3 separate regions of the Homo sapiens genome follow, and all the other regions are linked to region 3. Evidence: read pairs that join two places in POLR2A ChIA-PET (ENCODE). Cell type or tissue: PC-9. All regions are shown on one strand. Region 1 has its middle 9.9 kb from the start of PIANP. Region 2 overlaps NCAPD2 (non-SMC condensin I complex subunit D2). Region 3 holds the start of LOC105369625 (a long non-coding RNA gene).

Region 1 (4,000 bases), 410 kb after region 3:
GGTGAAGCCAGCTGGGCTCCTGAGTCTGGTGGGGACGTGGAGAGTCTTTATGTGTAGCTCAGGGATTGTAAACACACCAATCAGCACCCTGTGTTTAGCTCAAGGTTTGTGAGTGCACCAATCGACACTGTATCTAGCTGCTCTGGTGGGGCCTTGGAGAACCTTTGTGTCCATATTCTGTATCTAACTAATCTGATGGGGACGTGGAGAACCTTTGTATCTAGCTCAGGGATTGTAAATGCACCAATCAGCACCCTGTCAAAACAGGCCACTGGGCTCTACCAATCAGCAGGATGTGGGTGGGGCTGGATAAGAGAATAAAAGCAGGCTGCCTGAGCCAGCATTGGCAACACGCTCTGGTCTCCTTTGACATTGTGGAGGCTTTGTTCTTTCACTCTGCAATAAATCTTGCTGCTGCTCAGTTTTTGGGTGCGCGTTGCTCTTATGAGCTGTAACACGCACTGCGAAGATCTGCAGCTTCTCTCCTGAGCCCCGCCAGACCATGAGCCCACCGTGAGGAACGAACAACTCCAGACGCACTGCGTTAAGAGCTGTAACACTCACCGTGAAGGTCTGTAGCTTCACTTCTGAGCCAACGAGACCACGAACCCACGGGAAGGAAGAAACTCTGAACACATCTGAACATCGGGAGGCACAGACTCCAGACGCACCACCTTAAGAGCTGTAACACTCACCGCCAGGGTCCACGGCTTCATTCTTGAAGTCAGTGAGACCAAGAACCCACCAATTCCAGACACAGAATGACACAGATTAGCATGGCCCCTCCACAAGGAGGACACGCACCTTCATGAAGCATTCCATTTTTTCATAAATCAGAAAAATAGAGCGGGCAGGCACAGTGGCTCACACTTGTAATCCCAGCACTTTGGGAGGCCAAAGTGGGAGGATTGCTTAACTTCAGGAGTTTCAGACCAGTTTGGGCAACATAGTAAAATGTCATCTCTATGAAAAATTTAAAAAATTAGGCCAGGTGTGGTGGCTCACACCTGTAATCCCAGCAATTTGGGAGGCCAAGGTGGGTAGATCACCTGAGGTCAGAAGTTCGAGACTTAGCCTGGCCAGTATGGTGAAAACCCGTCTCTACTAACAATACAAAAATTAGCCAGGTATGGTGGTGGGTGCCTGTAATTCTAGCTATTTGGGAAGCTGAGGCAGGAGAATCGCTTGAACCTGGGAGGTGGAGGTTGCAGTGAGCCGAGATCGTGCCATTGCACTCCAGCCTGGGTGACGAGTGAAACTCTGGTGTTTTTTTATTTTAATTTTTTTTTTGTATTCCCAGCTTCTCAGGAGGCAGAGGTGGGAGAATTGCTTGAGCTCAGGAGTTTGAGGCTGCAGTAAGCTATGATTGCACCACTGCCCTCCAGGCTGGGAGAAAGCAAAACACTGTCTCCAAAAATAAAAATTAGGCTGGGCACGGTGGTTCACGCCTGTAATCCCAACACTTAGGGAGGCCAAGGTGGGCGGATTACGAGGTCAGGAGTTTGAAACCAACCTGGCCAACATGGTGAAACCCCGTCTCTACTAAAAATACAAATATTAGCTGGGCATAGTGGCACGTGCTTGCAATCCCAGCTATTCAAGAGGCTTAGGCAGGAGAATCGCCTGAACCCAGGAAGCAGAGGTTGCAGTGAGCCGAGATTGTGCCACTGCATTCCAGCCTGGGTGACAGCGAGACTCCGTCTCAAAAAAAAAAAAAAAATAAAAAATAAGTAAAAGAATAAAAATGGATGGGTGTGGTGGCTCATACCTGTAATCCCAGCACTTTAGGAGGCCGAGGCAGGCGGATCACAAGGTCAGGAGTTCTAGACCAGCCTGCCTAACATGGTGAAACCCCATCTCTACTAAAAATACAAAAATTATCCGGGTGTGGTGGTAGGCACCTATAATCCCAGCTACTCAGGAGGCTGAGGCAGGATAATTGTTTGAACCTGGGAGGCGGAGGTTGCAGTGAGCCAAGATCGTGCCACTGCACTCCAGCCTGGGTGACAGAGCAAGACTCCATCTCGAAAATAAATAAATAAATAAAAAATTAAAAAAAATTAGCCTGGGCAACATAGCCTCTATAATAATATCAAAAATTAGCTGGGCTGGTGGCACACGCCCATAGTCCCAGCTACTCAGGTCAGGAGGCTGAGGCAGGAGGATTCCCATGAGCCTAGGAGTTCTAGGCAGCAGTGAACTATGATTTCAACACTGCATTCCCAGATAGGCGACAGAACTAGACTCTATCTCTAAAAAATAACTGGCTGGGCATGGCATCTTATACCTGTAATCCCAGGACTTTGGGAGGCTGAGGCAGAAGGATTATTTGAGCCCAGGAGTTCAAGATGGACCAGCCTGGGCAACATAGGAGACTCTGTCTCTGCCAAAAAAAAAAAAAAAAATAGCCGCATGTGGTGGCACATGCCTGTGGTCCCATCTGCTTGTGAGGTTGAGATGGGGGGATCTCTTCAGCCCCAGAAGTTGAGGCTGCAGTGAGCTATGATTGCACCATTGCTCTTCAACCTGGGTGACAGAGCGAGACTGTCTTAAAACATAAATAAATATGGCCAGGCGCAGTGCCTCACACCTGTAATCCCAGCCCTTTGGGAGGATGAGATGGGTGGATTGCCTGAGTCCAGGAGTTGGAGACCAGCTTGGGCAATGTGGCAAAACCCCATCTCTACAAAAAATACAAAAATTAGCCAGGCATGGTGGCACGCACCTGTAATCCTAGCTATTTGGAGGCTGAGGTGGGAGGACCACTTGAGCGTGCAAGGTTGAGGCTGCAGTGAGTCGAGATTGCACCACTGCACTCCAGCCTGGGCCACAGAGCCAGACCTTGTCTCAATAAATAAATAAAATATTATATGTAGCCTTCTAGCACTGTTTACTTGCTTTTTCACTCACTATTACATTTCCAGGATTTAGCCATATTGTTCCATGTGACTGCAGTTCATATGTTTTCACTGGAAGGTAAAGTGCTACTGAGTGAATATACCAAATATATCATACTTTGTCTATTCTGTTGACGTATTTATGAATTGGTTTTTTTTTTTTTTTTTTTTTTTTGCTATTATAAACGTTGCTGGCCTGACACGTGGCTCACCCCTGTAATCCCAGCACTTTGGGAGGCTGAGGTTGGGTGGATCATGAGGTCAGGAGATTGAGACCATCCTGGCTAACATGGTGAAACTCCGTCTCTACTAAAAATACAAAAAATTAGCAGGGCGCGGTGGGGGGTGCCTGTAGTCCCAGCTACTCAGGAGGCTGAGGCAGGAGAATGGCGTGAACCTGGGAGGCGGAGTTTGCAGTGAGCCAAGATCATGCCACTGCACTCCAGCCTGGGCGATAGAGCAAGACCCTGTCTCAAAAAAAAAAAAAAGAAAAGAAAAGAAAGAAAAATCAGCTTTGGCTGGGCGCTTTGGCTGGGCACGGTGGCTCACGCCCCTAATCCCAGCACTTTGGAGGCTGAGTTGGGTGGATTACTTGCAGTCAGGAATTCGAGATTAGCCTGGCCAACATGATGAAACCCCAACTCTACTAAAAATACAAAAAAATTAGCCAGGCATGGTGGCACATGCCTGTAATCCCAGCTAATCAGGAGGCTGAGGCAGGAGAATTGCTTGAACTTGGAGGCAGAGGTTGCAGTGAGCCGAGATTGCAACACTGCACTCCACCCTGGGTGACAGAGCAAGACTCTGTCTAAAAAAAAAGAAAAAAGAAAAAAAAGAAAGCTTTGAGAAAGAATGCCAAATTGTTTTCAATTTTCACCAACTTTTTAAAGTTTTATTTATTTATTTATTTATTTATTTTTGAGGTGGAGTCTTGCTCTGTCACCTAGGCTGGAGTGCAGTGGCACAATCTTAGTTCACCCAAATCTCTGCCTCCCTGGTTCAAGCGATTCTCCTGCCTCAGCCTCCTGAGTAGCTGGGATTACAGGCGCACGCCACCACGCCTGGCTAATTTTTGTATTTTTAGTAGAGACAGGGTTTCCCCA
Region 2 (4,000 bases), 210 kb after region 3:
ATTCCCCCAGGCAATTTGGATGCAATTATAAGCTTGAGAAGCACTGATCTCTAGAGCCTCGTAGATCATGGCAAAAACTTGAACTTCAGTGTGAATGAACTTGAAAGCCATTGGGTTTTGAGCATGGGAGTGACATGGTCTGACATTTTAAAAGATTCACTGGCGACTGTGTTGAGCAGAGACTATAAGAGGCAAGGAGAGAAGCAGGGATACTAGTTAAGTGGCTAATACAGTAATACCAAGTAGATTGGACTGGAGGGATAGCAGGGGAAGTGGTGATAAAACGACTCAGGATATATTTTCAAAGTAGAGCTTTTACAGGAATGCTGATGGATTGGATTGGATTATAGGGTTAGTAAAGGAATCTGAGATGAGAATGATTACAAGGCTTTTTTTTTTTTTTTTTGACAGTCTTGCTCTGTTGGCTCTGTCACCCAGGTTGGCGTGCAGTGGCGTGATCTTGGCTCGCTGCAACCTCTGCCTCCCAGGTTCAAGCAATTCTCATGCCTCAGCCACCTGAGTATCTAGGATTACAGGTGTGCACCACCACGCCTGGCTAATTTTTTTTTTTTTTTTTTTTTTTTTTTTTTTTAGGCAGAGTCTCGCTCTCTCGCCCAGGCTGGAGTGCAGTGGCACCATCTCGGTTCACTGCAAGCTCCGCCTCCCAGGGTCACGACACCTGGCTAATTTTTGTATTTTTAGTAGAGATGCGGTTTTGCCGTGTTGTCCAGTCTGGTCTTGAACTTCTGGCCTCAAGTGATCTGCCTGCCTCGGCCTCCCAAAATGTTGGGATTACAGGCGTGGGCCACCACACCCGGCCTTACAAGGCTTTTTGACTTGAGCAACTAGAAGAATGAAGTTGCCATTTACTGAGATGGGGTAGCATATGGGAGGGAGAGGTTTAGATTGTTGGTTATGTGAGTGCAGAGTTCAAGGGAGAGGTTGTCAGCTAAAGATACACATTTAGGATTTAATACTCAGCGTGTAGACAGCACTTAAAGCCATGAGATTGCAGTGAGTGTAGATGGAGAAGAGCAGCAGTTTGAAGACCAAGACCTGAGACAGTCCAGCATTTAGAGGCTAGGAGGATGAAGAAGAACCAGTAGAAGAAATTAAGAAGCAGTCATTGGGGCAGAAAGCGAATGAAGGAGCTAAATGGACGCTAAATAAAGAGAGTGTTTCAAAAACAAAAGAGAGGTCAACTGCAGATTAACTACTGGATTTATTGATGTCATAGTCACTGGTAACCTTGACAAAGCTGTTTCAGGAGATGGTGGGGGCAAAAGCCTGCTAGGAATAGGTTTTTAAGAAAATGGAATGACAGAGATTAGAGATGATGAATTTACATAATGTATTTCTTTTAAGATGGGCAGCATTATGTGTGTCTATATTGAGTAGGAATGATCAGAGAGGGAAAAGCTGATGCTGCAGAAGGAAGAGGGAACAGTTGTTGGAGCAGTGCCTTTAGTAGGTAAGAGAGTACGTGATCTGGTACACGGGGAGGAGATGGCTTTATCAGAACATGGACAGTTTATCCACAGTAGCAAAAAAAAAAGGCAGAGTGTATGTATGGGCATAGATGCAACTAGTGCAGGTAAATATAGAGCTTGGGGCAGTTGAAAGTTCTCTTCTGTCTGCTTCTGTTTCCTCAATAGGAAGGGAAAGCCTTTAACTGAGAGTGAGTTTGGGAAGAAGGTCATGGTGTTATGAGCAGAGGATAGGTGTGAAATAATTGCCTAGAAGAAAACGAATAGACTTGGGAGTACGAATGCCCACTTCAGGTTAGTAGTCATGAGTTTAACGTAAGACTAGTCAGCTTGTTTCTGTGTTTTTCTCAGGCCATTTTTATTTGTGTGGTCACATGAATGGAGTAACCAGAAAGTTGGTTTAACCTAGATTTGCCAGGGGAGTATGTGTTGTTGTTGTTGTTAATTAGTGGAATAAGTTACAAGTATCACAGTATCTAACAATAGGGGAATAGTAAATTAAGATAGATATAAGGCCGAGTGTGGTGGCACTGCCTGTAGTCCCAGCTACTCAGAAGGCTGGGGCAGGAGGATCGCTTGAACCCAGAAGTTTGAGGCTGCAGTAAGCTATGATCCTGCACTGCACTTCGGCCTGCGCAACACAACAAACCCTGTCTCAAAAAAAATTGTTTACAAAGGTGTTTTTGTTGTTGTTGTTGTTGTTGCTTTTTTTTTGAGACGGAGTCTCACTCTGTCACCCAGGCTGGAATACAGTGGCACTATCTCGGCTCACTGCAACCTCCTCAGTTCAAGCGATTCTCCTGCCTCAGCCTCCTGAGCAGCTGGGATTACAGGCGCATGCCACCACACCTGGCTTTTTTTTTTTTTTTTTTTTTGTATTTTTATTAGAGACGGGGTTTCACCATGTTGGTCAGGCTGGTCTCGAACTCCTGACCTGATGATCCACCTGCCTCAGCCTACAAAGTGTTGGGATTACAGGCGTGAGCCACCACGTCTGGCCTACAAAGGTTTCTAATACACTTACTGTAATGCTAAATTTTAAAAAGCATGACAGAGAAGTGAATATGTGATACAAGCTCAACAATGGAAATACGATGTATAGAAAATGGACTGAGAAAAATATGCTGTTATAACTGAATGCCTGAGACTGGATATTTATAATGAAAGAAATTTATTGGCTCACATTTTTTTCTGGAGACTGGGAAGTCCCAAATCAATGCACCAGTAACTGGCAAGGGCCTTCTTGCTGCATTGTCACAGGGCAGAAGGCAGAAGGGCACAAGTGAACCCACTCCCCAGAGCCCTTTTTATAATAGTATGAATATATCGGTGAGGGGTTGGGCACGGTGGCTCACACCTGTAATCCCAGCACTTTGGGAGGCCGAGGCGGGCAGATCACAAGGTCAGGAGTTCGAGACCAGCCTGGCCAATATGGTGAAACCCCGTCTCTACTAAAAATACAAAAAATTAGCCGGGTGTGGTGACGCGTGCCTGTAATCCCAGCTACTCAGGAGGCTGAGGCGGGAGAATCACTTGAACCTGGGAGCCGGAGGTTGTAGTGAGCCGAGATCGTGCCACTGCACTTCAGCCTGGGTGACAGAGCGAGACTCCATCTATTTTTTTTTTTTTTTTAAAAAAGATGGTGAAACCCCGTCTCTACTAAAAAATAGAAAAATTAGCTAGGTGTGGTGGCAGGCACCTGTAATCCCAGCTACTCGGGAGGCTGAGGCACTGAATTGCTTGAACCCAGGAGGCAGAGGTTGCAGTGAGCTAACATCATGCCACTGCACTCCAGCCTGGGCGACAGAGCGAGACTCCGTCTCAAAAATATGTATATATATTTGTGAGGGTGGAGCCCTCATAACCTAAACACCTCCCATTAGACTCCACCTTCCAACACTGTCATGTTGGGGATTATATTTCCAACACATGAATTATGAGGGGCACATTCAAACCATACAGCGTGCTAAGTGTTGTTCTGACTGGTTTGCATGGACTATCTCATTCAGTTTTGACATATATATATACATATATATATATATATATATATATATATATATATAGATATAGATATATATATATATATATACCATTGGTCCTTGAACAACGTGGGGGTTAGGGATGACAACCCCTGTGCAGTCAAAAATCTGCATATGTAAGTTTTGACTGCCCCAAAACTTAAACACTTATAGCCTACTGTTGACCAGAAGCCTTACAAGTAACATAACAGTTTTTTTATTTTGTTTTGTTTTGTTTTTGACAGAGTCTTGCTCTGTGGCCCAGGATGGAGTGTGGTGGCGCGATCTCGGCTCACTGCAACCTCCACCTGCTGGGTTCAAGTGATTTTCCGGCCTTAGCCTCCCAAGTAGCTGAGACTACAGGCATGCAATATTGCACCTGGCTAATTTTGTATTTTTAGTAGAGATGGGGTTTCACCATGTTGGCCAGGCTGGTCTCAATCTCCTGACCTCAAGTGATCTGTCCACCTCGGCCTCCCAAAGTGCTGGGATTAC
Region 3 (4,000 bases):
ACACCCATTAAAATGACCCACGAAAGCCCAAGTTTGAGACATTTATTTGATAGAAAGAGCACTGGGTGGCCAGGCGTGGTGGCTCACACCTGTAATCCCAGCACTTTGGGAGGCCGAGACGGGTGGATCACCTGAGGTTAGGAGTTCGAGACCAGTCTGGCCAACATGGTGAAACCCTATCTCTACTAAAAATACAAAAAAATTAGCTGGGCGTGGTGGCAGGTGCCTGTAATCCCAGCCACTTGGGAGGCTGAGGCAGGAGAATTGCTTGAACCCAGAAGGTGGAGGTTGCAGTGAGCCGAGATCCTGCCATTGCACTCCAGTCTGGGTGACAGAGCAAGACTCTGAAAAAAAGAAAGAAAGAAAGAGAGAGAGAGAGAGAGAGAGAGAAAGGAAGGAAAGAAGGAGGGAAGGAAGGAAGAAAGGAAAGAAGGAGGGAAGGAAGGAGGGAAGGAGGGAGGGAAGGAGGGAGGGAAGGAAGGAAGGAAGGAGCGACCGAGCACTGGGCCACGTGTGGTGACTCAAGACTCTGTCAAAAAAGAAAGAGAGAGAGAGAGAAAGAGAGAAAAGAAAGAGTGAGCACTGGGCCAGGTGTGGTGGCTCAAGCCTGTAATCCCAACACTTTGGAAAGCCAAGGCAGGAGAATTGCTTGAGTCTAAGAGTTAAAGACAAGCCTGGGCAACACAGAGAGACCCATCTCTGTTAAAAAAAAAAAAAAAAAAAAAAAAGTTTAAAGAAAGCACTGAACTATGAGCCAGGAGCTCTAAATTCTAGTCCTGTTTTTGACCTTGGCTGTGTTAAGCAACCTTTATAAGCCAGTGTTTACTCATTTTCAAATGGATTGATATTTCTTGCCCTGGCTTCCTCACAGGGCTTCTGTGACAAGCAAATGAGAAAATAGATGCACAAATGCTTTGTAACCTATAAGACTTTGTGCAAATGTGTGAAATGAAATAATCTTTCCAAAGTCCACCTGTCCCTCTAGCTTCCCTTTCTCTTGGTTCCTTTATACAACATATATACATCTCTGCCTGTTGCCAAACAACTGCCTCTCCCAGCTTCACATTTATGTATCTGCCACCACTTTGGGGAACAAACTCTGCTTGTCCCTGGTGGAGAAAGGGGCCAGGTCTCCTAATCCTGCTCTAACTCTTCCTGGAGTCTCTCTCTCTCCATCTCCTGGGCTCCTCCTCTAGTTATGCAGAGGGAACAGGGCTTCTGATCAGCTTAGAGCTGCCCGGTTCTCTCTCACTCAGTGGACGTGGTCCCAGCCCTGACTGCAGAGATCTGTCCCTTCACTCCACTGAGCTCCTTGTCCCACCCTTCCAAGGAGCCCCACATCTGAGATTCCATAGACAAAGACACTCCCCCAACCCCCCCACCCCCCAACCCTGCTGCTGTAGGCTGGGAAGCTGCGAGGAGCTGGGAGCCAGAAAAGGAAGAGGACAGCCCCACCTTGCAGACCCCACCCTCTAGGAATGGATTTATGCTTCATTGTTGGTGGGAACCATAGCAACCACAGATGACCATGAGTCAGTAGATAATAAACAGGATTCTTTACAAACAGAGGTTGCCTGGGGCAACCCTGGGAAGGTGAGGCCCTGGATTTCCTGGTCTGGCCTCTGAGAACCTCCTAGCACCCCAGAACTCCCAGACAGAATGTTAGGTAATGCCAATGAGCACAGATCAATCATCTGCACAAGTAAGTCCTTCTGGGGTTCCTATTCCAGACACTCTGGCACTCTGAGCTCCCCCATCCAAAGCTTCTTTCCGTTCCTCAAACTCACCATGTGGTCTCTTGGCTCTTAGCTTTCCTACCCAAGCCCCCAACTCCTTGAAATTCTCTTCCCTCTTCTTACTCACAAAATACCTATTCATTCTTCAGACCTCGGCTTAAAGGTCAGGACTCCGGCATAAATGTCCCTGATCCCTGAAAGTGTCAGAAACCTCAGAAAAGAGGGCCAGACATGGTGGCTCATGCCTGTAATCCCACCACTTCGGGAGGCTGAGGTGGGTGGATAACTTGAGGTCAGGAGTTCAAGACCAGCCTGGCCAACATGGTGAAACCCTGTCTCTACTAAAAATACAAAAATTAGCTGGGCGTGGTGGCAGGCGCCTGTAATCCCAGCCACTCGGGAGGCTGAGGCAGGAGAATTGCTTGAACCCAGGAGGCGGAGGTTACAGTGAGCCGAGATCTCACCACCGCACTTCAGCCTGGGTGGGAGAGTGAGACCCCAGAAAAGATGAGATCTTATTTCTCCCTCACATAGTCTGAAGACGGAGCACTTTCCATGGAGTGCTGATGAAGTGCCAGGGTCCTAGGCTCCTTCTGGTGTGCCACCCCTCGGACAAGTCTCTCAGCCTCAAGGTCCAGGATGGCAACATCTGTCCAAACAGCAAGATGGAGAACAGGACAGGATAGGAACGAAGTAGGAGAGGGGCCAAGGACTCATGCTGGCATCCCGCCAGCCTTTTGACACGAGTCACCCTTCCGCCACTTTATAAAAAAAGGTAGGCCTCTTATCAGTGGTAGGCAATAGCAGGGTAGTGAAAACCGTTTCCCCACCACCGCCAAGGCAGGGAATAGAGGCTGCATTGTCCTTAGAGAATTGTAAATGAGTAAGCAACCGAAAGTTCTTTGTTATCCCCTGGGCCAGCAATCCTAAACAATGTCAGTGATAAAACATTCCTCCCTGAAAAAGTATTTTATTGGTCTAAGTTCTAAATCTAAATAAATGCTGTCATTACCACTGAGTTTTAATTATATGTGAACTTCGGCCGGGCACAGTGGCTCACGCCTGTAATCCCAGCACTTTGGGAGGCCAAGGCAGGTGGATCACCCGAGGTTAAGAGTTCGAGACCAGCCTGGCCAACATGGTGAAACCCCATCTCTACTAAAAATACAAAAATTAGCCAGGCATGGTAGTGCACGCCTGTAATCTCAGCTACTCAGGAGGCTGAGGCAGGAGAATCACTTGAACCTAGGAGGCAGAGGTTTCAGTGAGCCGAGATTAGGCCACTGCACTCCAGCCTGGGTGACAGAGTGAGACTCCATCTCAAAAATAAATAAATAAATAAATAAAATGTGAACTTCAATTTAACTTGTTTTTATAACTTAGCATTTAAATAACATTATCGGCCGGGCAAGGTGGCTCACGCTTGTAATCCCAGCACTCTGGGAGGCCGAGGCAGGTGGATCATGAGGTCAGGAGATGGAGACCATCCTAACACGGTGAAACCCCATCTCTACTAAAAATACAAAAAATTAGCCGGGCGTGGTGGCGGGCGCCTGTAATCCCAGCTACTCGGGAGGCTGAGGCAGGAGAATGGCGTGAACCCGGGAGGCGGAGCTTGCAGTGAGCCGAGATCGCGCCACTGCACTCCAGCCTGGGCGACAGAGTGAGACTCAGTCTCAAAAAAAAAAAAAAAAAAAAAAAGATAAATAACATTATCTCCTATGCAGAAATGAAAGCTGAAAACTCGTTATTCAGTGGGCCCCCGACACCCGCAGACTCAGCTCCATGTGTTTCTTACTTCTGGCTGGTCAGTGCCTCCGTTCGTGTGGAGCTGCTATGGAAGCAGGAGCTTGGGAGAGCCAGAGTGACACCATTTTACACTCAACTCCATCTTTTTGTTTTGTTTTGTTTTTTAATTTAGAGATAGGGTCTCCCCGTGTTGCCCGGCTGGTCTCAACTCCTGGTCTTAAGTAATCCTCCCGACTCGGCCTCCCAAAGTGCTGAGATTATAGGTATGAGCCACAGCACCTGGCCAATCAACTCCCATCTTAAAACTAGAAAGGCACACACACACAAAAAGCTAGAAAGGCACACTCCTTGCTGGTCACAGCCTATAGTCATGGTGTGTTTACAGTTGAGGAAACAGTCTAAAGATGCCTACAAAGACACCCTCCGACAACAATGGAGAGTCCACATGTCCCGATACTCGTATCAACATATGCTCTGAAGATAATCATAGTTACACCTTGATGTATTAATACTTA

Evidence for each region. Peaks named below come from ENCODE experiments on the same cell type or tissue, not always from the same donor. Only the 100,000 strongest peaks of a DNase experiment are listed, where the experiment ranks them.
Region 1: POLR2A ChIA-PET joins it to region 3 with 5 read pairs; 2 of 35 experiments call an interaction of 5 or more read pairs at or near these places.
Region 2: POLR2A ChIA-PET joins it to region 3 with 6 read pairs; 4 of 35 experiments call an interaction of 5 or more read pairs at or near these places.

Annotation. Positions count from the first base shown.
Region 1 is chr12:6,708,725-6,712,724 of GRCh38, forward strand. It overlaps the pseudogene RNU6-781P. Among named protein-coding and RNA genes, the nearest start is that of PIANP, 9.9 kb to the left of the region's middle. In PC-9, no CTCF peak of the experiment used is centred here; no DNase peak of the experiment used is centred here.
Region 2 is chr12:6,500,668-6,504,667 of GRCh38, forward strand. The region is part of intron 2 of NCAPD2 (non-SMC condensin I complex subunit D2); the gene reads left to right. Among named protein-coding and RNA genes, the nearest start is that of NCAPD2, 8.6 kb to the left of the region's middle. In PC-9, no CTCF peak of the experiment used is centred here; no DNase peak of the experiment used is centred here.
Region 3 is chr12:6,293,796-6,297,795 of GRCh38, forward strand. LOC105369625 (a long non-coding RNA gene) reads right to left here and starts at 1,612. Exons shown (of 5, transcript XR_001748979.2): 1 at 1,456-1,612. RefSeq lists an enhancer at 1,858-2,358. In PC-9, no CTCF peak of the experiment used is centred here; DNase peaks (open chromatin) are centred at 816, 1,566 and 2,566; H3K4me3 peaks cover 425 bases; H3K27ac peaks cover 3,129 bases.